Regions from separate parts of the Mus musculus genome. Here regions 1 and 2 are each linked to region 3. A link is a loop called in an ENCODE intact Hi-C map of the cell type or tissue named here. Cell type or tissue: left cerebral cortex. All regions are shown on one strand. Region 1 has its middle 64 kb from the start of Ccl25. Region 2 overlaps 4932443L11Rik (a long non-coding RNA gene). Region 3 holds the start of Gm6410 (a long non-coding RNA gene).

Region 1 (8,000 bases), 260 kb after region 3:
GTCAATAGAAAAAAGACATCTGGCTCCTCTATGCAATCATGGCCCTTTCTACACATTTGGTTTTGGTTTTGGGGTTATTATTATTATTATTATAGATTTATTTTTAAAGATTTACAAGCCCTGCCCCCTGCAACCCTCCATGCCTGCGGCAGTCAGGAGAGTTCAACCTGAGGAGAGCAGGAAAGCCAATCCTGCCCCTCACTGGCTACAGTAATAAAAAAAGGCCCTGCACCTCCCCTGGGCAGCACATTAGAGCTGAGGGGAGTTGGAGGGGCGTAGTTGGCCCTGCCCCTCATCTACCATGGGGTGGCTTTGGTAAGGGAGAGATGTCCCTCTACTGCCCACTCCTCACCACCTCTGGCAGGCTAGTGAGCTGGCACAGAGGTCATGAGAGTGGTAGAGCTGACCCTCCCCTGACTGGATGCAGAATTGGGTGATCTAGCTGGGACAGTGCTGGAGAGCTCGCCCTGGCAGTGTAGGTACAAGAGAACTGGTGGGCTGACCAACTCAGCTATCTCCCAGACCCAGATCCAGGGCGTTAAGTTAGCCCACCCCAACATCTATCTTATCTATGATCTGCTGGAGCTCTTGAAAGAGTCAGTCCTGCAGATCCTAAACTTTTTGGTCTCCATGACACAGAGCAACAACAATATATTTGCGAGGAGTCACAGTAAGGATATAGTATAGATAGTGTAGATAGTATAGATAGTATAGATAGTGTAGCAGAAAACAGAGGCCTCAAAACAGACCAATGACTCATTGCGACAAACATTTGCAAGAAAAGATGTGTAGACAAAAGGGTATACTGTGGGACACAATGTGACATACTACAGCTTTCACAAGATTTTTTTCTATCTTATTTTCTTTTGCAGGAGGAGATTGCAAGGGCAGAGGGAAGATATGAAGGGAAGAGAAGATTTGTAGAATTGGGGCTCATGATGTGAAATTCACAAAGAGTCAAAAAAAGGTTTTTTAAAGATTTATATCTTTATTTATTTTATGTAAATGAGTGCTTTATCTGCATATAGAGCCTGCAAACCATAAGAGGGCATTGGATTCCATTAGAACTGATTCTGAGCCACCATCTCATGGCTGCTGGGAATTGACTCAATACCTCTGGAAGAGCAACCAGTGCTCTTAAGAGCTGAACTATCTCTCCAGGCACATTTTTAAAATAACTTTTTGTTTGTTTGTATTTTTGAGACAAAGTTTCTCTGTGTTGCCCTGGCTGTCCTAGAACTCATTCTGTGCATCAGGCTGGCCTTGAACTCAGAGATCTGCCTGCATCTGCCTCTCAAGTGCTGCAATTAAAGGCATGTGCCACCAGAACCCAGGAAAGGTTTACTGGTTTATTTGTATGTGTATGTGTATTTTGCCTGCATGTATATCTGTGTTCCACATGTACACACACCAGAAGAAAGTGTTGGATTGTAGTTACAGATGGTTTGTGAGCCACCGTGTGTTAGAAGTCAAACTCAGGACCTTTGTAAGAACAACAATGGCACTTAACCACTGTGGTGGTTTGAATATGTTTGGCCCATGGAAAATGGCACTATTAGAATGTATAGCCCTATTAGAGGAGGTGGGTAGAGCCTTGTTAGATGAAGTATGTCACTTTGTAGCAGGCTTTGAGGCTGCTATGCTCAAGTTCTGTAGAATGTGACCCTCCTCCTGGCTGCCTGTAGAAGACAGTCTCTTCCTGGATACATTTGGATCAAGAATTTGGATCAAGATGTAGATCTCTCGGCTCTTTGAGCACCATGTCTGCCTGCATGCTGCCATGGTTCCCACCATGATGATAATGGACTAAACATCTGAAATTGTAAGCCAGCCCCAGTTAAATGTTGTCCTTCATAAAATTTGCTTTGGTCATGATGTCTCTTCATAGCGATAAAACCCAAACTAAGATACTAAGATAACTACTGAACCATCTCTTTAGCCCGCATAGATTTATATACATATATGTGTGTGTGTGTGTGTGTGTATTTTATATATATATATATATATATATATATATATATATATATATATATATATAAAACAGATAATTATGAGCTGCCTTGTGAGTGCTGGAAGTTGAACCCTAGTTCTCTGCAAAAGCAGGAGTGCTCTCAAGCACCAGGCCAACTTTCCAGTCCCTCATAAGCATGCTTTAGACATCCTTTGGGATTTATTTTTGTCATTTTCGATTTGTGTGGAAAGACTCATGCACACACAGATGCAAGTAGGCCAGAAAAAAGAGATAGAATCACAGGTTATCATGAGCTCCTTAAAGTGGGTGCTTAGAACCAAACTCAGAACTAGGGCAAAAGCAGCCGCTGCTCTTAACGCCAGAGCATCTCTCCAGCTCCTAGATACCACGTTAGGAAGGAAGGAAGGAAGGAAGGAAGGACGGACGGACGGACGGACAAGCTGACAACTTAAACTTTTTAAACGTATATTTGGGTGGTATGCTCACACTATAGCATCTGTGTGAAGGTCAGAAGACAACTTGAAGGAATCAGTTCTCCCTTCCACTATGTGAGTCTCAGGCAGGTCATCAGGCTATATGTAAGTGTATTTACCTGCCAAGAGATCTCACACAGCCTAAAATGATATTTTGGTTTCTTATCCCAATGTATACAAATATCATCATTTTCATTTCCAGTTGATTTGTGTATTCATATGTGTGTGCACCTGTGTGTGAATACTGGGGAAGGAGGGACCAGAAACATGCGTTAGGTGTCTTTCTCAATTGTTCATGCTATGTTTTTGGAAAGATCTCTCATTGACCTGGAGCTCCTTGAGTTTTCTAGGCTGGCTGGTTGGCAAGACCCAAGGATTTGCTCCTCTGTATTTCCCTATTGCTGCTCCACAATAGGAAGTCCATGCCTAGGACTTCAGAGCTGGTCAAAATCCCAGAACTTCAGAGGTCATAAGCCCTAGGAGGGGGCCTGCTGCTGCTCTTTTACAAAATGGGTGTGTTGTCAAATTGCCTTCTAAATGTTTCTGTGTATGCATATATATTAGTCCTGCTCTTAGCCTCTTTCTGCAGCAGGCACCAGGTAATGCAGAGACCCCTGACTGATCAAGGTTGAGAATAAATGACTTTTGAATGCTTAACCCTGAATGAGACATCTATATCAATCTCACTGAGACTCAGGGAACATTGCAGAAGTGGTATCAGAAACAATGGAAGAACTGGAGGATGTGGAGGGCCACTGTGAAATGCTGTCTTCTGGATGTGGTGTGGTCATTGCACTCATGAACTCACCACAGGTATTGTTATGTTTTATAAAAAAGAAAAGGAAGAAAAAACCAGGAATATGTACAGTAAGGTGGAAAGGGGTGTCTTTGTGGGCCCATACTGAGGCATCCCTTTCCCCTGAGGGACCAGTCACTTGAACTATAGTATGGAAAAGAGCTTATTTAGGGCATGGGGAGGGGAGGGGAGGGAGTAGAGACAGAGAAAGGCAGAGAGAAGTGGGAGAGAAAGAGGGAGAAAGAGGGGGAGGAAGAGAGGAGGGGAGAGAGAGAGAGAGAGAGAGAGAGAGAGAGAGAGAGAGAGAGAGAGGCCAGCCAGCCATGGGGGGGGGGAGTTATGGGAAGAGAAGGGACAGAGAGAGTAAGAGAGTGAGGAGGAGGAGGAGGCGGCAAACAGCCCCTTTTATAGTGAGTCAGGCATACTTAGCTGTTGCCAGGTAACTATGGGGCAGAGCCTAGAAGGAATGCAAACGCGTATGGTTACTTGCACAAGACCTGTACAGGCTCAAGCCAAGATCAGCCGACATTCCCACAGGCAGCTAATTATACTCAGTGGATTATTTCTAAAAGAAAGGAGAAAAAAAAAGGAGGTGGAGAGTGTGAGGAAGGGGCATGTTGGAGTGTGTCTGAGGACTTTAGACAGATGCATTATATGTGTGTGTGAAATTGCCAGAGAATAAATAAAAGATTGTTTAAAGGGGAAAGGAAGAGAGAGAGAAGGAGAGAGGGAGAGAGAGGCAAGAGCCAGTGAAATAGCTTAGCAGGTAAACCAGCTGCCAACGCAGAGAACCTGTGTTCAATCACCAGGAACAAACAACAAACATGGTAAACAACAGAACCAATCCCTACAAGTTGCCCTCTGACCTCCATATGAGTACATGATGATATGTGGGTGTGCATGCATGCGCACGTGCGCATGCAAGAGCGCGCACACACACACACAGTCACACACAAACACACACACACATATGAATAAATACATGTAAATTTAAGTTGGGGGGCAGTGAGGCACATAATCTAGGCCAAGACTTGGAGTGCCCTCTATTGACAGACTCTCTGAATTGCAGTACTTGACACCTTGCCACCTGTGTCTTCCAACTTTGATCTGATCCTCCTGACTTCAGAATATGACCACACTCCCAGCTTTCCTGGCCCATCTCTGTCTGTCCCATTCCATTCTCCTCCAGCCACTGTCACTCATTTCTCCCATCCGTATCAGACTTGCTCAGATTCATTCATTCACTCAGTCTGACTCAGTGCGTGCTACTGAGTACTGAGGTTGTCTGAGAGTCATTTTGTCATGCTGGGACTTCTGAGTTTTTCAGTTTGCATTTAATCGATTCTGTACTTGGGCCTTAGTTTTTTACAACTGACCTTGAGCTGTGCACTTTACATATAGGGACTTGCAACAATGAATGTGAAACACTTGGCACACATGGTAGATGTTGCATATATGTTTACCTAACTAGTAAACTCCAGATTTGGGGCAGGGTAGGACGCTGACAAGCAGATTCTCAGTGAGCACGAATGACCACAGGAAGAGAGGCTGAGCAGGCACATATGACATCACTTACGTAGGTGCAAGGTCTTCTGTCTTCCAGGAAAGCTAACTCACACCCAGCCTGTTGGTCCTTCCTAGTCTGCAGAAAACAACCCTGTGGTCACACCCAACATAAAGTCCTGAGCCGCTCCCCAGTGTTTTAACACAGCCTGGGAAATATCCATTCCAGAGCCCTTCTTCACGTTCTCACAGAGGGCTTGGAATGTGTAAAACCCAATAGAGGTGGGTAGAATGTTGAGGTAGCCTTGCTTGTCATCTGGGTGTGACGCATCAGTTGTGTTTCTTTTAAAATCTTTTTGTTTTGTTTTGTTTTTGTTTTTGTTTTTTTTTTGCTTTTTGAGACAAGTTTTCTGTGTGTAGCCCTAGCTGTCCTGAACTCACTCTGCAGTCCAGGCTAGCCTCAAAGTTAGAGATCTGCCTACCTCTTCCTCCTGAGTGCATGGGTTAAAGGAGTGTGCTACAACCTCCTGTTTGGTTGTACTCTTTAACCCTTAGCATCTAAGACTATCCACACAAGATTGGGCCCATTAACCTCCTACCATGTAAATCAGGGAGCGTTCACAAGTCTCTGCCCCTCCCTAAAAATCTATAAACAGACAGTTCATGGTTGCTAGGAAAGTAGAGATATTTCCTTCAGTAGGCTAGCCACTGGTAAGGAAGCTTTTGCTGTCCATTTCCCCATGACAATGGACTGTACCTTTCTGGAACAGTAGGCCAAAATGAATCCTTCCTCACTGAATCTGTTCTCTCAGGGTGTTTCTAAGTCTGCAACAAGAAAGGAGCATGGTTTTTGGCATGAGAAGTGCCTCCATAGGCTCATGTGTTTGAACCCTTTGTCCCCTGCGGTTGGCTCTGTTTGGGAGTTTATGCAATCTCTAGGACATAGAGTCTCATTGAGGATTAAGATCATGCAGGGATTAAGGCACTGAAATCAAGCTTTGACACTTAGCCTTGACCCACTTCAAGGTCTTATTTCCTGTTCCCTGTGTGCTGTGGAGATGTGATATTTCAACTTTCTGCTGCCGTGCCTTCCCCACTTTTATGGACATCTAGCCTGCTTGAATGTTGTTTTTGTCATAGCGTTTTATCATAGACACACACACCAAAAAAAATAGAACAGTAATTAAGACACAGACTGAGCCATTTGCCCAAGCTCCGGACACTGGAATATCAGGAGGACACGTCTAAAACCAGAAGAAGAAAGAGTTCTGGTGTGTGTCCTCACTTCCAATCTCAGTCCTCACCCTGGTTGTGGAATATGGGTGATGTCAAGGATATCTTAGAGCCTCAGTTTCATCATCTGGGTAATAAATGTCAGCAAAGCCTCAGGAACATATTGTGAGAGTTAAAATGTACACACAAAAGGGAGGTGGGGTGTACTTCCATAGGTGTATTTCCATAGGTGAACAGGATTTCATGGGGGTCAGCTGCATTCCCTGCCTTATCTCCTCCTCATAGCCTTCCCCAGGTCCTCATTCACACTCATTCCCAGGCATCAAGCCAAACTTATCCAGCCATGTGCTCCAGTTTCCCTTCCACCGGCTGTTCCCCGGGTGCAGACAAAGAAAGCCCTGTCCCTAGCCACCCACCCCAGCAGGCCCGGCACACTCTATAAACTTGACTGTAAGTATCCACCCTCCCCCACCCACCATGTCACTATTATTGGACTTATTGGAGTCACAGCTTGGACCCTAAGATTGTCAGTTCCTAGATAAGCCAATTAAAATGGCCAAATTAAAAGGAAAGTGGGAGAGGGTAGATTTATTCAATGTTGACCACATTGGGAAGACAGACGAAGGGATACAATGATCCCCTTGCTCCCAAAGTCCATCTCTGGGATTCTCAAGAGGTTACAGTTTAAGTAGAGGCCACAGCTATTCATGCCTAAGCAGTCTCCCATCGAGGTGTGGTCCTGTCCACCACTGACCAGTCAGTGTCTCTTCTGTAAGAGGTTTAGAAATCATAAATGTCTTTCCAGTTGAAAGCCTCTCCTCTCGCCCTGGTTTTAGGCTCTTCTCTCCTCCAAACATAAGAGACCCAAGGGAATTCCAGTTTTGTGGGGATCCATTGTTGCCACAATCTAGCGATCTAAGCCAGGGCTGCAAGTGTCTCTGCAAACTGTCTCCAGTTCAGCTTAAACAGTCAGTCAGAACACCCAGTCTCCAGCCTCAGCCTTAGGCTTTTGAGAACACCCTACCTACTCTTTCCAGATCCTTAGCTCTGGCTCACTCCCAGCGCTTGGGAGGCAGAGGCAGGTGGAGTTCTGAGTTTGAGGCCAGCCTGGTCTACAAAGTGAGTTCCAGGACAGCCAGGGCTGTACAGAGAAACCCTGTCTCGAAGAAAAAAAAAAAAATCCCTTCACTCTAGGCTTGCAGCTTTAAATCCTGTCCCTCAAAGGAGCCTCTGGGGATGCACAGAAATCAAAGGATGGGATCTATAGAAGTGTAAGCGATGGGCTGGGCTTAATGAGAATGACATGGGAGGGTGTGAAAGGGGGATCTCAGTGGTATGACATCATGACCTCAACCAGTAACAACATCACTATGAGAACAGGGAGAATGTGAAAACATTTGATGTCAAAAGGTGGTATGGGGCTGGTGAGATGGCTCAGCAGGTACGAGCACCCGACTGCTCTTCCGAAGGTCCTGAGTTCAAATCCCAGCAACCACATGGTGGCTTACAACCATCCGTAATGACATCTGACGCCCTCTTCTGGTGTGTCTGAAGACAGCTACAGTGTACTTACATATAATAAATAAATAAATAAATAAATAAATAAAGGTGGTATGGTGGTAGACATCTGTAATTCCAACCCTTGAGGGGATGAAGCAGGAAGATCAGAAGTTCAAGGTCATTCTCAGGTCCATAGGCCAATCTTGGTTATCAACTTGACTACATCTGGAGTCAAACCCCAAACATCTGGGCACGCCTTCGAGGGATTTTCTTAACTGAATAGCTTCAGTTGGGAAGACCCATGCTAAATCGAGGCCACACATTCTGGTAGCAGAAGCCCACCAACTGTTTATAGGATCCCAAATGGTCAGCCCTTGAAGCATATACATACAAATAGCACCATACAGAATGAGCAGGTGAAGGGTTGTGGGTCCTGCGTCCGCTCTGCCACAGGACTCCTCAGGATGCCGGGAGTTTACCCCACAACATCCCTTGGAGGCTGTTGGGCCATAGGGAAGTCCTG
Region 2 (8,000 bases), 520 kb after region 3:
ATTTTTAATTTTGTTTTTGTTTTTGTTTTGTTTTGTTTTGTTTTTTGAGACAGGGTTTCTCTGTATAGCCCTGGCTGTCCTGGAACTCACTCTGTAGACCAGGCTGTCCTGGAACTCAGAAATCTGCCTGCCTCTGCCTCCTGAGTGCTGGGATTAAAGGCAAGCGCCACCACGCCCGGCTTAAAATTTATGAGATAGGGTCTCACCACAGCTCAAGCTGGCTTCCAACTCGCAGCGCATTTGACTGGTGTCAAACTCAGAATTTTCCTACCTTAGTTTCCAGAGTGCATGGATGTGTATTATAGTGTTGATCTCATACACTCTCCCTCTTTTATCTATATTGCCCCATTAAAATTTTGAAACTGTTAAGAAAAACTAGACTATTACTAAATACTCAGGTGATTGAAAACCTCATTCCATCCACATTTCTGTATTCCTTTCCCTCATCTAAAAAAAAAAAAGAGAAGAAAAGAAAAGAAAAGGAAAGAAAAGTTCTTCTACAGCCCGTTTGTGTGCTGTGCTATTTAACAGCATCAAGTTGAAATCAACCTCCTGCGGAGGATGCAGCTCAGTTGGTAGAGTGCCTACCTAACTAACATGCACGAAGCCCCAGGTTTGATCCTAGCACGTTGGTAAAAAAAGATATAGTAGTAAACACCTGTAGTCCCCAGCTCAGGGAGGTGAAGGCAGGAAGACAAGTTCGAGGCCGTTCTCAGCTCCACAGTGACTCTGAGGCCAGCCTAGGTTACATGGAAGCATGGCTCAAAAGAGGAGGATAGGCACCTGAACAGTTCAGTCGGGAGTTAAGATTGATAATTGCTCTTACAGAGGACCTGAGTTCACTTCCCAGCACCCACATCTGGTGGCTGACAACTACCTGTAACTCCAGTTCTAGGATATCCTCTTATGCCTCTTTTGGCCTCTTAGTACAGTGAAATTATTTTGAAAAAAAAATTAAAAATTTCTTATCTATATGTTTCTATCTATCTATCTATCTATCTTTTTTTTTTTTTTTTGAGACAGGGTCTTACTATGTAGCCCAGGCTGTCCTGAAGCTTGTTCTATATACCAGGCTGGGATTGAACTCACAGGGATCTGCCTGACTCTGCCTCCCAAGTGATGTGATTAAACGAATGCACCACCGCAATCCAGCTTTTATTTTAAAAAAATTTTTTTAAATTAGTTCAGTTTGTCTTCATGTCACCTGAAGAGGCCAGAAGAAGTAATTGGCCCCTCTGCAGTTGGACAAGCTGCTGTGAGCTACCCTACCTGAAGGCTGTGAAGCAAACAGGTTCTGTGGAATACAGCAAGTACTCTTAATCACCGAGCCACCTCTTTAATTGCTAAAAAGAAATTTTGGGAAATCTGAGGATGTAGCTCAATAGTTGAAAACTTGCTAAGCATATATGAGACCAAAGCCTTCATCCCCAGTGCCACAAAAAAGTTTTTTCCCCCCTTTTGGGACAAGACCTCATTTAGCTCAGGGTGGTCATACACTCAGTAGCCAAGGATACCTTTGATCTTCTGACTCTCCCGTGTCCACCTCTTAAGAGCTTTAAATACAGGCAGTGCCACCAGTTAGGTTTTATATGGTGCTGGGCTTGAACTCACAGCTTCATGCATGCTAGGCAAGCACTATACCAACTAAACCACACCCCCAGCCTAGTTAATTTTTATTGTTTTGAGATGGGGTGGTGGTGTCTGTTCCTCAGGCTGGCCTGAAACTCCAGGGCTCAGGGGATCCTTTGGGTTCAACCTTCCAAACAGCAGGGCTTTAGGCATGTGTCATGGTACTCTCCATGTACATAGTCACTTGTATCAGGAACACTGTTTTCTCTTAGCAGATCATTGCATCCACACTGAGGCCTTTCCTGACTTGACTCACCCCAAATAGGGAATCCACAACAGACCAAAGTAACAATTTGACTCAAGTCAGCTTGGTGAACCATTGAGGTTTTCTTGGGGTTACTTACAGGAGCCAGGACGACTCAGAGGCAGCTGTGTTACCAGAACAACACCCCAGTATGGCTGAGGACTCCAGGAAGCTGCCACCTGAGAGCTCTCTGCAGGACTTGTAGGCAGTGCTGTAAGTGGGTCAGAGCCCTATTCTCCGTCTGCAGCAGCAGGTGTTATCGTGACCTTGGAGGAGGGACCCTGGTGAAACTTGTTCCATTTCACCTTTCCCAGACTTGTTCTCTTACTTCCTGAGTCTTGAAAACCTCCTTCCTCTTTCCTGGAGGGTGGAAACGGCTGTGTGACAAGGGGGTTATTTCTATACTCTCAGGCCCTGTACCATCTACGTACGATTCACTCGCTAAGATCCCCACGCTCTTTGTTGTTTGGTTTTTATTTTTATTTCATGTGTATGGGTGTTTTGTCTGCATGTATATCTGTGCACCTTGTGTGTACCTGGTACCCAGAGCGGCCACAAGAAAGCACTGGATTCTTTGGACTGGGTGTACAGATGAGCTGACCTGTGGGTGTTGGGAAATAAATTTGGGTCTTCTGGAAAAGCAGAATGTCTCTGTGTGCTCTGTGTGTGTGTGTGTTTAGGTTGTAGGACACCTTTTAGTAGTTTTCTGTTTCTAGCATGTGGATTGTAGGATTGAACTCAGTACCCCAGACTTAGTAGTAAGCACTTTTACTCACTAAGGCATTGTGATGAACCCTACTAAAAATTTTTTTTTTAGTTAAAAAAAATTTTTTTTGTGACTTTAATTTTAAAAATTTTTTAACGTCTATTTTTAATGATGGTTCTTAAATGCTTTAACCTCCTTTTTTAGCCCACCACCCACCATCAGCAGTCCAGTTCAGTAGAGTCTAGTTAGCAACAGCGCTGACATGACCTAGCAGAGTCAGCCAGGCCTCAGCCTTGGGACCAGAGGGATGCCAGGAGAAGTTCTTGGCTATGCCTCTCTCAGGGAAGCAAAGATCAGTGAAGAGACCCACAAGTGTTGCACAGCAAATTCTACAAGCAAGCCTAGTTTAGCCTCTGTCACTTATCCAGAGAGTCCTATTTGTACTCTCCAAACAGCATATGTCCTCCACGGGTCTTGTCTCAACATATGTCTTGCCTCAGCTGACATCACTCTGCCAATCAGCCCAAGTCTGCGGGAGCGGCAAGAGACTGTAGCACACCACCAGAAGTTTTTGGTGTTTCTTTCTATGGAACTGAACTCCTCAATGTAAGGTGTACCAATACATGCATATCATTAGCAAAGAATCCATCATCGCATGTCCTTTCACGAGCTTGCTTTAACAGAACATCCTCTCTCCTGTGTCTGCTTCAGTGAAACGTTCCTTCATGAGTCTGCCTTAGTCTTTCACTGTACCCACTTCAGCTAAACATTCCTTCACATGTTTGCCCCAGCAAAACATCATCCAACTTATTTTCCAAAGAACCCTCAAGTTTCCACCTCACAGGATCTTTTATTATTATTATTATTATATTATATCTAAGTATACTGCAGCTGTCTTCAGATGGTGTCAGATCTCATTATGGATGGTTGCAAGCCACCATGTGGTTGCTGGGATTTGAACTCAGGGTCTTTGGAAGAGCAGTCAGTGCTCTTAACCGCTGAACCATCTCTCCAGCCCAACCTTACAGGATCTTACGGTGTAGCCCTGCCTGGGCTGGAATTCTCTATCTAGACATGGCTGGCCTCAAATTCAAAAGAGATCTGCTTGCCAAAGCCTCTAGATGTGAGCAACCCTAACCAGCTGCTCTTAGTATTTTGTAGTTTGTTTGTTTGTTTCTGGTGTATATTCTGTTTTAGGTTTTACAAGGACATTTTCCATGCTGGCATTTGCTCAAAACTCTATGAAGTGCTCATACCCTACCCCCTCACCTTGCACACTCAGTACTCTTCCAGTCAGTCCCCTTTGCAGCCTAAGCAGGTTTTCTTCTATTTTCATGTTGTATAGACTATGCTAGTTGGTCTTGGTGGTCACTATGACTGGATCTGGAATCAACTAAAGGTAAGCCAATAGAATTTTTCTGAGGATTTTTATTGATCAGATTGTTTTAAGTGGGAAGATCCACAGTAAATGTGTGTGTGTGTGTGTGTGTGTGGGGGGGGAGTTTGGTTGCAGCCTAGAGAGAGGTTCCAGAAGGAGAAAGTTTTTGCTTCTTCTTGCCCTTCTTGCTTTACTTTTGTTGGTAAGTTCGTTTATCCTGTTTTTGCCTCTTAAAATATTTTACTGATGTTAAGACCCAGTTTTGGGCTTCCAACATGTACAGAAGACAGAGGCTCTACAGGAATCCTCCTGCCTTCAGCACACAGAGATGGATGAAGCACACAGCCTGGCATAGTGACTCTTTTCAGTGTAATATAGTTATTATTGAGCTACCCAGACTATCTCATGTAAGCTAACCTAAAAGACCTTCTCGTTGAATTATATTTTTACTTTTTACTCATGTGTATATGTTTATGTAACTGTAGGCAAGTGCATGTCTAGTGCCCATAGAGGCTCAAGAGTACATCAGATCCCCTGGAGCTAGAGGTATAGGTGGTTGTGAGCTAGGAAACAAACTTGAGTCCTCAGTAAGAATAGCAAGCACTCTTAACTATTGAGACATTTCTCTAGCTCCAGAGCCCTTTTACTATATATTCATTCTATCAGTTCTGTTTCTGTAAAGACCCCTGACTAATATATTCCATACATAATTTTATCTACCTCTACCTCTACCTCTATATCTAGCCCTGACTGGCCTGGAACTCACTCTGTAGACCAGGCTGGGCTCAAATTTGGAGATCTGTTTGATTCTGCTTCCTGATTTGCTGGGATTAAGGGTGTGTGCCACCACCACTCAGTTATTTATTTTAATTTTATGTGTGCATGTGCCCATGTGCATGCAGTGCTCATAGAGGCAAGAAGAGGGAGTGAGATCCCCTGGAACTAGAGTTAGACAGTTGTGAGCCACAGTGTAGGTTCTGGGAATCAAACTTGTCCTCTACGAGAACAGGAATTGTTCTTACTTACTGAACCATATCTCCACTCCTCATTTTAAAAAATTAAACATTGTATTTCTGTTTTTGAGATTTATCTGCTCATTTTACTAGCTCACTTAAAAGTAACTAAATTTGCCATTTGACAATCTCATGTATGTACACAACACATTCTGATTATTCTCACCCCCACTCTGTTTAAACTCCTTGTCACCTCCATCCCCCACCCCTACAGATACATTTCCCATGTTCACTCTGTGTGTGTGTGTGTGTGTGTGTGTGTGTGTGTGTGTGACTGTAGAGTTTATCCAGGGTAGTCTTAATGAGCTTCCCATGAGTGTATAACTGAACCAGTTCTCTCAGAAACCGTGAACAGCACAAAGGTCAACAGGGATAGGCAGGACCCTCTGAGGGTCCTCTCCCATCGGTGACTGACTATTGGCAAGTCAGACTTGGACCTGCTGTGAGATGATGACTGCTGTGTCAGCACTTCCTCTGCTTCTTTTCAGACAGGGCCTCACCATCTAGCTCTGGCTGACCTGAAACGAATGGAGAGCTGCCTTCCAAGTACTAGGGTTAAAGGCATATACCACCAAAAGCCCATGTTTCTTGATTGAGCTGTTAAATTTCTTGTTATCTAGAGGTTTTGTTTTGTTCATTTAGTTGTTCTTCTTTGTTTCTTTTTTGAGGAAGGGTTTCTCTGTGTAGACTAGGCTGTCCTCAAACTCAAAAGATCCACCTGCCTCAACCTCCTGAGTGCTGATATTAAAGATGTATGGCGCTACTGCCTGGCTCTAGTTTTTTGAGTTCTTTATATGTTCTAGATCTTAATCCTTTGTTAGATGGACAGTGATTAAAGGGTTTCTCCTACTAAATAACTATGTCTTCACTTTTATTTTTCTGTTTAAGAGCTCTTCAATTGCATGATGTCTTATTTGTCAAATATTTTCCTGAGCAACTGGAGTTCTGATCATAAAGTTCTTACTGTGCCCATATCTGGAAGTGTGTTGCTTACTTTTCCCTTGAATAATTCAGAGTTTATGATCTTACGTTAAAATATTTCATGTATTGAGGATGGAGAGATAGTTCAGAAGCTGAGGACACCTGCAGAGGACCCAGGTTCAGTTCCCAGCATCCACATGGTGCTCATGACTATAACTCCAGTTTCAGGGGATCCAGTGCCTTCTTCTGACCTCTGTGGCCACCAGACAAGCATGTGGTGCACATTCATACCCACAGGCAGAACACTTACACTCACAAAATAAATAGAATAATTATTTAAAAATTCTGTCGACCATGTAATGTTGATTTTTGTACAGAAAGGAAGAGAGATAGGGTTCACTTCTCAGTTTTCTATGTGAAGCCATCTCGTTTTCCAACTATTATTTGTTGAAAATGTCTCTTCTTCAATACATGATTTTGGTATCTTGGTAAATAAAAAATCAGGTACCTGTAGCTGTGTACGTTTAAATTTAGGCCCTCTTAAAATTGTTTTATTAGATTTATTTTGTGTTTATGTGTATGGGCAGGCACTAAAACATGTGTGGAGGCCACAGAACATCTTGTAGAAATTGATTCTCTCCTGATCTCTGGATAGGACCACCAAGTAGGTCCCAGAGATCAAACTTGGGTCATTAGGCTTGACAGCAAGGGCCTTTACATACTGCCCGCCGAGTCCTCTTTTCTATTCCATTGATCTATGTGTCTTATGTTGGTGCCAGTACCGTGATTTTGCTATTATAACTAACTGCTTGAAATCAGGAATGGTGATAACTCTAGCATTATTCCTTTCTTTCAGAAATGCCTGGGTATCTGCTCTCTGTTTTGCTTTCATATTCATATTAGCACTATTTAAAATATTTTCACGAAGAATGCCTTTGATGTTTTAATGAGACGAACACTGAATCTATAGATTGCTTGGGTAGAGCAATCTAGATTGCTTTGCTACAGCTGTTTTCACAGGAGTAGTTCTACAGAGCCATGAGCTGAAAAGGTCCTTGTGCCTGCTTCAGTTTCTTTCTTCCCTGTTTTAGAGTTCATTATAGAGGCATTTCGTTTCCTTGGTTAGATTTATTCCAAGTTTTTTGGCTTCATTTTTTGAGGCAATTGTGATTGGGTTTATTTTCCTGATTTATTTCTAAGCATGGTTTTTATAGGCAATAAAGAAAGGTAACTGACTTTTGTATGTTAAGTTTGTATTCTGTCACATTGAAGAGCATGATCATTCTAAGAGTTTTCTTGGGCTGGAGAGATGGCTCTGCTGTTAAGAGCACTGACTGCTCTTCCAGAGGTCCTGAGTTCAAATCCCAGCAACCACATGGTGGCTCACAACCATCTGGAATGGTGTCTGATGCCCTCTTCTGTTGCATCTGAAGGCAGCTACAGTGTACTCATGTACATAAAATAAATATTCTTAAAAAAAAAAAGAGTTTTCTTATGAAGTCCTTTAGGAGTATGTAATAAGAATTTCTTGAGTTCTTTCTTTCCTATTTATGTACCTTTTCTTTTCTTCTCCTATTGTTTTGGCTGAGATTTAAAGCACTGTTTTGAGTAAGAGTTAAAAGAGTGGAAAGCTGCTCCTGGTTTTAGGGACTATGTTTCCAATTTCCCCCCATCTAGTATAATTTGGCCATAGGTTTGTCATATGAAGCCTTGCAATGTTGAGATAGAATCCAGCAAACCTATCTTCGCTCTCTCCTGTGGACCCTCTCAGCCTTTCCTTCTATCTCATCGCCATTGCTTTGTGTCAGCCACAAAGAAACACTCTACAGGGTCCCTCCACACAGGGCTGGAACTCAGGGAGAGGATTATCACTTTCCTTCCTGTCCTCCATTTATGAGCTCTCCTGTTTCATGCCCAGCCCTGCTTACAATTGCCACCACTCCCATCCCAACTCTATCCACAGGAGACTCCACTCCTTCATACAGATCCAGGGTCCTCCTAGCCTTTCATCCCTGTCTCTCCAGTCCTCCTACAGCCTACTAACTCCTTAACCCCCTAGGGAGCTTGCCACTTGGTGTAGATTGGATCTCCCCTACCTCTCTCCCTAAG
Region 3 (8,000 bases):
ACTGCAGATACAGATCCTGAACCTTAATGGGACCAGAGTGGAACCAGTGACCCTCGGAGACTTTACCTCTTGGTTTACCTCTGCTTTTTCTTACTTTAAGGAATGGGTGGGAGTGATTTTGTTTGGTGCTGCCATATGCTGTGGACTGGTGTTCATGCTCTGGTTGGTATGCAAATTCAGAACCCAACAAAAACATGACAAGGTGATTATAACTCAGGCACTTTTAGCTATTGAAAATGGCTCCTCCCCTGAAATTTGGTTATCTATGCTCAAGAATTAGTCAGCATGAGATGGGATGAGAGAGACTCAACGATCATTGATCAGCCCTTGCTCATCAATAGGGTGATCATGATTTCACCACTAATTCATTTTTTGGCTGGCCTCTTTTGCAGAGTTCGCCCTAGGTCATTTAGCAGTTATTGTCACACAGCACTGCGGTATCCAGAGACGGGCAACTTTCCTCGTGCACAGTCCAACCTAAGACATGGGGCCCGGTGGCGATAGGGTTACCCTATGACAGGTAAGGCTGTGATATTAGAGGAACGACCTAAAACAGGAGCCACGGCGGATGGGCATAATTGCACAGGCCTAGTCCAGCCTCATTTTATTAAAACAAACAGGGGGAGATGTGGGAAGCCACATGTGCCGTTGCTGAGTGGCACTGACTACTGCTGGCCACCACGCATAAGATTGGACAAACAAGCAATGTGTACATATGCAGTAAAGTTTTTTGCAAAGACACTGCCTGGCCCAGGTATGATAATGAGGTTCTGTAAGGTACTGAGAGTATAACCAATCAGATGTGAGACATGCAAATGAGGTATGATAATGAGGTTCTATAAGGTACTGAGAGAGAGTAGCCAATCAGATGAGGAACATGCAAATGAGGCTTAGTGCATAACCAATCCGGGTGTGAGACACGCCCCTCCTAGGCCTATAAAAGCAGCACCAGTTCTGGGCTCGAAGTCTTTTCGCCTCTACAATCAAGCTCTCCCAATAAACGTGTGCAGAAGGATCCTGTTGCAGCGGTCGTTCTTCCTGGCCAGTCGAACGCGCGCAAGAGTAAGACATCTTTTTAAAAGACCACTGCTATGTCAATGGTTCTCTTTCTATCTGTCTCTGTCTCTCCTTTCTCTCTCTCCCTCTCCTCCCCTCCCTCCCTCCCCCTGCCCCCCCTCGCTCTCTCTCTCTCTCTCTCTCTCTCTCTCTCTCTCTCTCACACACACACACACACACACACAGACGCGCGCGCTATTCTCTTGCTCTCTCTTTTGTTCTCTTTCTCCCAAATGCCTCATGAAGAGATAGGATAGGGGTTAGGGTTGGGGTTAGGGTTAGGGTTAGGGCTAAGGTTAGGTCAGGGTTAGTGGTTAGGGTTAGGGGTTAGGGAATAGGGTTGGGTTTAGGGTTTAGGGCTTAGGGTTAGGGTTAAGGGAGGGCCTTTTTTAAAAATTATTTTTTCCCAGCTCTCTCTTGCTCTGGTCACTCACTCACTCACTCTCTCTCTCTAGCTGGTTTGCTGTGGTTTCTATCCCTGCTGGGAGGGAGGGAGGGAGGGAGGGAGGGAGGAAGGAAGCCCAAACTCTTCTGCACTGACTGGCTTCCTTCCTTCCTTCCCTGCTTCCATCCTTCCTTCCTTCTTTTTTTTTTTTTTTAAATTTATTTTAGGTGTGAGGAGGGCACTGTACGCAGATCCCGTGACAGAGGACAGTTGAATTCCAATCCCAGTTGTCCCTTCTTTTCTTATTTTTATTCTTTTTCTTTTTTTTCCTTCTTTTTCTTTTCCTTTTGGCCTTTTTATATATATGTAAATGTATGTATAAATGTATATGTAAATGATATGTAATTGTATATGCAACTGATATGTGTATGTAAATGCACATATGAATAAATTTGCAAATATTCAAATGAGATTTAGATGTGTGGGCGGTGCCTAATTCTGGTGGGCATGGCATTAGAAGGAATGGGCATGGCTGGGTGCAGAGGGTGTGGCCTGAGTGTGGTGAAACTGGCCTAAAGAATTATGGGTGGGCGTGGTCTGGATAGGATTGGTGTGGCATTAGGAAGTATGGGTGTGTCCTGACCAATTGAGGGCATTGTTGTTGAATAGTGGGAGTAGACTGAAGATCTGTGGGTGTTTTCTGTAGTGGAAGTGTCCTAAAGGAGTATGGGCATGGTCTGAGAGTAGTGGGTGTGCCCTGAAGGAGGATGGGCGTGGTCTCAGAGTAGTGTGCTTGGCCTAAAGGAGGGTGGGCATGTTCTGAAGCTGCATGGGCATGGCCTAAATGAGGGTGGGCGTGGCATTTGAAAGCATGGGCATGAATATCATTTGCATATTTGCTTATTCACATATGCATTTACATGTACACTTGCGTGCACATTGCATATACAATTACATATCATTTGTATGTGCATTTATAAATACATTTACATATATGAAAAGACCAAAAGACAACTGGGATAATTCCCACAGTGACTCGCAACTGAGGATAGCCACGTGGGTAGGGTGTCCTCCTCAAACCTAACATGAAGAAACAAAAAAAAGATTCAGAAGTCAGCCAGTCCTTCTCAGTGACTATGTAAATGTCTATGTAAATTTGTGGATGTGTCCTCGCTGTCTATGTAAATGTCTATGTGTATTTGTGGTTGTGTTCTGAGTAACTATGTAAATGTCTACATAAATATCTCTGTAAATTTGTGGGCATGTTCTCAGTGTCTATGTAAATGTCTATGTGGGCGGGCCTACCAATGTGTGGGCAGGCCTAAAGATGTGTGGGAGTGGCCTAAAGATGTCTGGGCGGGCCCAAAGATGTTATGGAGTGGCCTAAAAGTGTCTGGGCGGGCCTAATTTGAGGTGTGTTCTGTCTCTGTAAATTTGGGGGCGTGTTCTAACTGTCTATGTAAATGTATATGTAAATTTGGGGGCGTGTTCTGACTATGTAAGTGTCCTAAAGATGTGTGAGAGGAGCCTGAGTGTAGTGGGAGGATCCTAAGGATGTGTGGGAGGGGCCTGAATGTAGTGGGAAGGTCCTAAAGATGTGTGGGAGTGTCCTAAAATGTGTGGGAGGGGCCTGAGTATAGTGGGCGGGTCCTAAAGATGTGTGGGAGTGTCATAAAGACGTGTGGGAGGGGCCTGAGTGTAGTGAGAGGGTCCTAAAGATGTGTAGGAGTGGCCTAAAAAAGTGTGGTAGGGGCCTGAGTGTAGTGGGAGGGCCTAAAGATGTGTGGGAGGGGGCTGAGTGTACTGGGAGGGCCTAACGTTGTGTGGGAGGGGCCTGAGTATAGTGGAAGTGTCCAAAAGATGTGAGTGTCCTAAAGATGTGTGTGAGTTGCCTAAGGATGTGTGGAAGAGGCATAAAGCCCTGTGGGCATAGCCTGAGTGTTGTGGGCGGGGCCTAAAGTCCTGTAGTAGTGGCCTGAGAGTATTGGGCAGGGCATGAAGCTGTGTAGGCTTGGCCTGAGTGTAATGGGTGTGGCTTGAGTGTAGTGGGAACAGCATTAAAGCCGTGTGGGCGTGATCTAGGTGTAGTGGGTGTGACATAAAGACGTGTCGGCAGCGGCTGTGACCTACCACGTCACGGCGGCTGTGGGAACGGAGGCGTCTGACTGACATTGGGGTCACCGAGCGACCGGGGCGCATGGGTCGCGGCAGTTACCGTTGGGACGGGGAAACCCCGGCCTCGGCGTCAAAGTCTACGTCAGTGGGCGTGGCAGTGCGCGCACACCTCGATGATGCCGGCTCTGACGTCACAGGAGTCAGAACGCGGAAGCGGGCTCAGGAACCGAATTCACTGTCTGTCTTCAGCTGAGGCGGAATTTACAGCAGGTGTAAGAGTGAGGCAGGGGGATTCCTGTGAGTAAGGAAGGAACTGAGGCAGGGGGATGACCGTGACTGCACGGACCTGAGACAACAGGAGAGAGACTTCCGGTACGCAGCAGGAAGCCCCGCCCGCTTGGCCTTGACTGAGGCAGGGGCTTGCGCTTTATTTTTCTTTTCTCAATATATAAACAAACGCAGTGATGTAGCCGCCCCCTCCGCCTGTCAATCACCGTCTCCGCCCACTGAGCTGTGCTCGCCAATCAGAGAAAAACCTCGCGGGGCTCAGAGGACCCAAACCCGGGACTGGGACAGAATTACGACTCCTAGCATGCCTAGGGGCTACCGCCACCTCACTTCCTGTGGCAAACAGGAGATCCCGCGCGAGGAGGGAAGTAACTACAACTCCCAGCATGCACTAGAATTATTGAACCATAACTTTCTGCGCCAGACAGGATGTGCCTCCGGCCCGGACAGGAAGTCCGATCGGTCTGCTGCGGCCGCAGGGGTTGATGGGAGATGCAGTCCAGTCAGGAAGCTTCGCCTCATGCGTGCCCCGTCCTGCTCGCTGTTTCCGGTCGTACCGAATGGCACCGTGACTGACGGCACGGAGAGGCTTCCAGTGGGCGGCGGGAGCCCCTCTGCGGCGGCGGCTGAGGAGCGAAGCGGGAGCGGGAAACGGAATCACTGTCTGCAGCTGAGGCACGGGGCGGGGGATGACAGCGGGTGTGAGAGTGAGGCAGGGGGATTCCCGTGAATAAAGGAGCTGAGGCAAGGCCATGACAGCAACTGCACTGACATGAGATGGTAGGAAGCCCCGCCCGCTGGCCAGTGACTGACGGCACGGGTTTCCAATCCCCGGTCATTGAACGGCAGGGGGGGCGTGTCGAGGCGGAGAAACCGCGGAACGGAGGAATATTCGAGGACGGGGAATCTGCGCATGCACTGCTGCGCCGGCGGGCTAGAGGACCGGAAGTCCAGGCTGCGGTTCCGCTACCACGCGAATTCTCATGCCACCCATACATTCAACATTTGGTCTCTGTCCCTAAATCACATAACATACAGCAGACACATCTGCTGTTCAATGTTAAGCTACTTTGCAAGCATGGTGGGTTTATATTTTTAATTTTATTATTTTGGATTTTGTTGTTCGAGATAAAAATTTCTCTGTGAAACCCTTTCTGACCTGTTAGTAGGTACAGACACATCAGCCACCTATCATGTTTTTGTACGATAAGCATATGCTTTTGTGCTAAGGAAGCTTCTTAAGAATACCATCTTGTTTAAGATTTACATGAGGAAAAAGGAATTAGATGGGAGACATCTCTGAAGTCAGGAGAAAGATGAAGAAACTACGAAGTCAGCAGAAGCATCATACAATGTGGCACACTCAGGAGAAGTCTAATCAAACTGTGCTGCACAAGAGGAACTCAGTGTAAATGAAAAACATTTCTGGCCGAGCCTCTCGTGGCCTTGGGACTGATAACCACAGCCCCATATGGTAGGAAGAGTTGTGCTCTCAGAATCTGATTCAACCCCTCCCCCTCCAAAGGCCCTGGCCCCACACCATTACCAGCACTCCCAAGCACATTCCTGGTTTTAGGAAACGAGCTCTGTTTTATCTCTACACCCAGACCTCTAGGTAAGCATCCAAGGAGCCAGCTGAGTAAGCCCGAGGCTGTGACTGGCTTCGCCAAGCGTGTTCCTGGGTTTCAGAAGGAGCTAGGTCATGCTCCAGACATGGGGACCTCAGGGAAAGTGTAGCTTGACCAGGCCAGTATGCAATACAACAGAGATTTCTTTCCTTTTCTTTTTTCCCTTTTTGGCATGGTTGTCATCTTACCCATGTGGCAGAACTATGCCTTTCTCAAGAAGAAAACTGAACCTTTATGGCACACCAGGCCTTGTTGATTGTGATTCTATAATGCCCCATTGAGCAGATGGATAGAGGCCTGCTCTTTGATAAGGAGGTGGGCCTAGTGGCTGGTTGTAAATTAAGTTTGATTCCTTTGTTATGGTTTGGAGCCATATTTCTGGGCAATCCTGTTGAACAAGCATGTGTATGCTAGCATCCTAAACTCAAACTGCACTGGTTAGCACATTACTTATTTGTGGGATGTTTTACAGGCAGTGCACCCTCAGCTAAATTCTACTTGCTGTGCCTTTCTATCCCCTAAGCTTTCGTAAATCCATTACAACATAAGTTCTACTCTTTTAAATCACAGCTTGACATTGGATTGCTACCCAGCACATGACATGCCTTTTACAACCTCCACAAAATTAACTCCAAATGGATTGTCCACCTTCATGTGAAATGCTAAGATCAGAACTTGTAGAAACTAGGACTCTCCGAGTTTGGGATCATGCCAAGAATTTTCTACACACAAGCCAAATGCTCTGCACAGTTGCAGCTCCCACAGTGAAGTTATTCATAAGTTAAGGCTGGGTCCAGCAAGTGGCTAGGACCTCAGGGGACCTCACATGTGGCCGCCGATTCCCACTCAGTCCCGGGAAAGGCCCAACACAGCAGCTCGCAATGCTCAGACCCTTCTCCCCATTGTTGGCAGTGACCCTGTGCTCACCATGTCGCAATTTAGGAGCTTGCCTGAGAACCCTCCACAGCATCCAGCCACAGGACACAGAGCAGAGCACCTGGGACCATTCAAGTCTGCTACTAATCGAAACCAGCGCCAAGGCACCGGGGGTGGGGGTGGGGGGGACGGAGACGGACCAGTCTTCCCTTCTGACTGGCAGGTCTGCCGAAAGGCTCTGATTGGCCAGTGAGTCGAGCACCTCCCTAAGGGTTAGTATCCTTACGTAGATGCTTGCCTAGTGAACCTTTTCTCTCATTCTTTCAGCCACATCCTTTAAATCTCATCTTCTGAGAAAAGACTTAGGCATTTGATTCTTCTGATGTCACGCAGGCACAGGCAGAAAGGAGGAAGGGCAGTGGTGGCTGCCAGTGGAGAACAGGCCCATTATTGATGGTGGGAGTGGTGTGGGGCCTGGTCGTTTCTGTTCCTCATGAGGATGCTATTTTAAAGAAATCTGTTCCTCATAACTGATGCAGAATTTCAACATAAGACATAGGCCAACAACCATGTATCAGTGACATGTTAAGACGTAGGCATAGGGGAGTTCACAGATTGTGCATGTGGTAGAAGGGACTGTTGGTGGGTAGTAGGTGTGAGAATCGCAATCTCTTGTTTTCACCAGGATCTCTATTTCTATTTTTCTTCCACCGTACTGAATGATTCATTGTCACTGTTTTGTTTCCTCTTTGTTAAAGTATGGTTTTTTTTTTTTTTCTGTTGAACTTATCGAATAATGTGCAGCATTCCTAGAGAAGTCTATTTTCTAGTGTTACCTTGTGTCCAGGACACCTTAAGTAGAACACAAGTGGAAGAGAGCATTGAGATGATGATGAAAGACTAACTCTAAGAAAGGTGCTATAATATGTACAGTAAATTTCCTTTAGTCAAATGTTCATGTGTGATGCTTATTTTATTAGAAAAAATTTGTAAGAACTTTGTAAATAATTTAATTTAATGGTTACATAATATACATATATAAATACATTTTAAAAATAAAATATTTAAAATAAAAATTAGATTAAAAAAGTTTTCACGGCCTTGAGAGATGGCTCAGTGGTTGAGAACACTGACTGTTCTTTCTAAGGTCCTGAGTTCAAATCCCAGCGGCCACATGGTGGCTCACAACCATCCATAATGAGATCTGATGCCCTCTTCTGGTGCATCTGAGGACAGCTACAGTGTACTTAGATATAATAATAAATAAGTCTTTTTTAAAAAGTTTTCACAGTCTTTAATTTTAAAAGAAAAATTGTTTCTGGGTGAGTGAGTATTTGAAGCACATTTTCAGCAGTCTATAACAATGTGATCAGCACTGTAGCTGGAAGATAGGATATGCAAACTTGCTCATTTACATGTATTTTGCATGACTGTCCTCTCAGACTAAAGGGAATACTATGATCTGCACTTTAGGTTAGTTGCTAATAAAGCATCTAGGTAACATACTATCTTCTTCAAATAGCCATAGAGCCTATTGCTATCTCAAATAAATTTCACCTACCTTCTTAGGAAGGGAAGACAAGAATTCTCCCTTTTTTGGGCAAGGGTTTTGCATTTTTATTTTACTTTTATTATTATTAAAGATTTATTCC

Evidence for each region. A loop is a pair of places that touch in the nucleus more often than their neighbours do. Peaks named below come from ENCODE experiments on the same cell type or tissue, not always from the same donor. Only the 100,000 strongest peaks of a DNase experiment are listed, where the experiment ranks them.
Region 1: it touches region 3 in a loop (3-fold over the local background); 2 of 42 quality-filtered maps call a loop at or near these places.
Region 2: a loop joins it to region 3, with 2.7 times the contacts of the local background. A loop is called at or near these places in 11 of 42 quality-filtered maps.

The regions. Positions count from the first base shown.
Region 1 is chr8:4,409,675-4,417,674 of GRCm38, reverse strand. No RefSeq gene overlaps it. Among named protein-coding and RNA genes, the nearest start is that of Ccl25, 64 kb to the right of the region's middle. In left cerebral cortex, CTCF peaks have their summits at 4,282 (motif pointing left) and 7,518 (motif pointing left); DNase peaks (open chromatin) are centred at 3,700, 4,290 and 6,326.
Region 2 is chr8:4,157,035-4,165,034 of GRCm38, reverse strand. 4932443L11Rik (a long non-coding RNA gene) reads left to right here. Exons shown (of 5, transcript XR_003947498.1): 5 at 1,976-2,662. Among named protein-coding and RNA genes, the nearest start is that of Evi5l, 5.5 kb to the left of the region's middle. In left cerebral cortex, no CTCF peak of the experiment used is centred here; DNase peaks (open chromatin) are centred at 676 and 3,011.
Region 3 is chr8:4,674,138-4,682,137 of GRCm38, reverse strand. It overlaps Gm6410 (a long non-coding RNA gene), which reads right to left and starts at 7,298. Exons shown (of 2, transcript XR_378684.4): 1 at 3,572-7,298. In left cerebral cortex, a CTCF peak has its summit at 4,373; DNase peaks (open chromatin) are centred at 3,754, 4,263, 4,673, 5,338 and 2 more places; H3K4me3 peaks cover 2,033 bases; H3K27ac peaks cover 1,930 bases.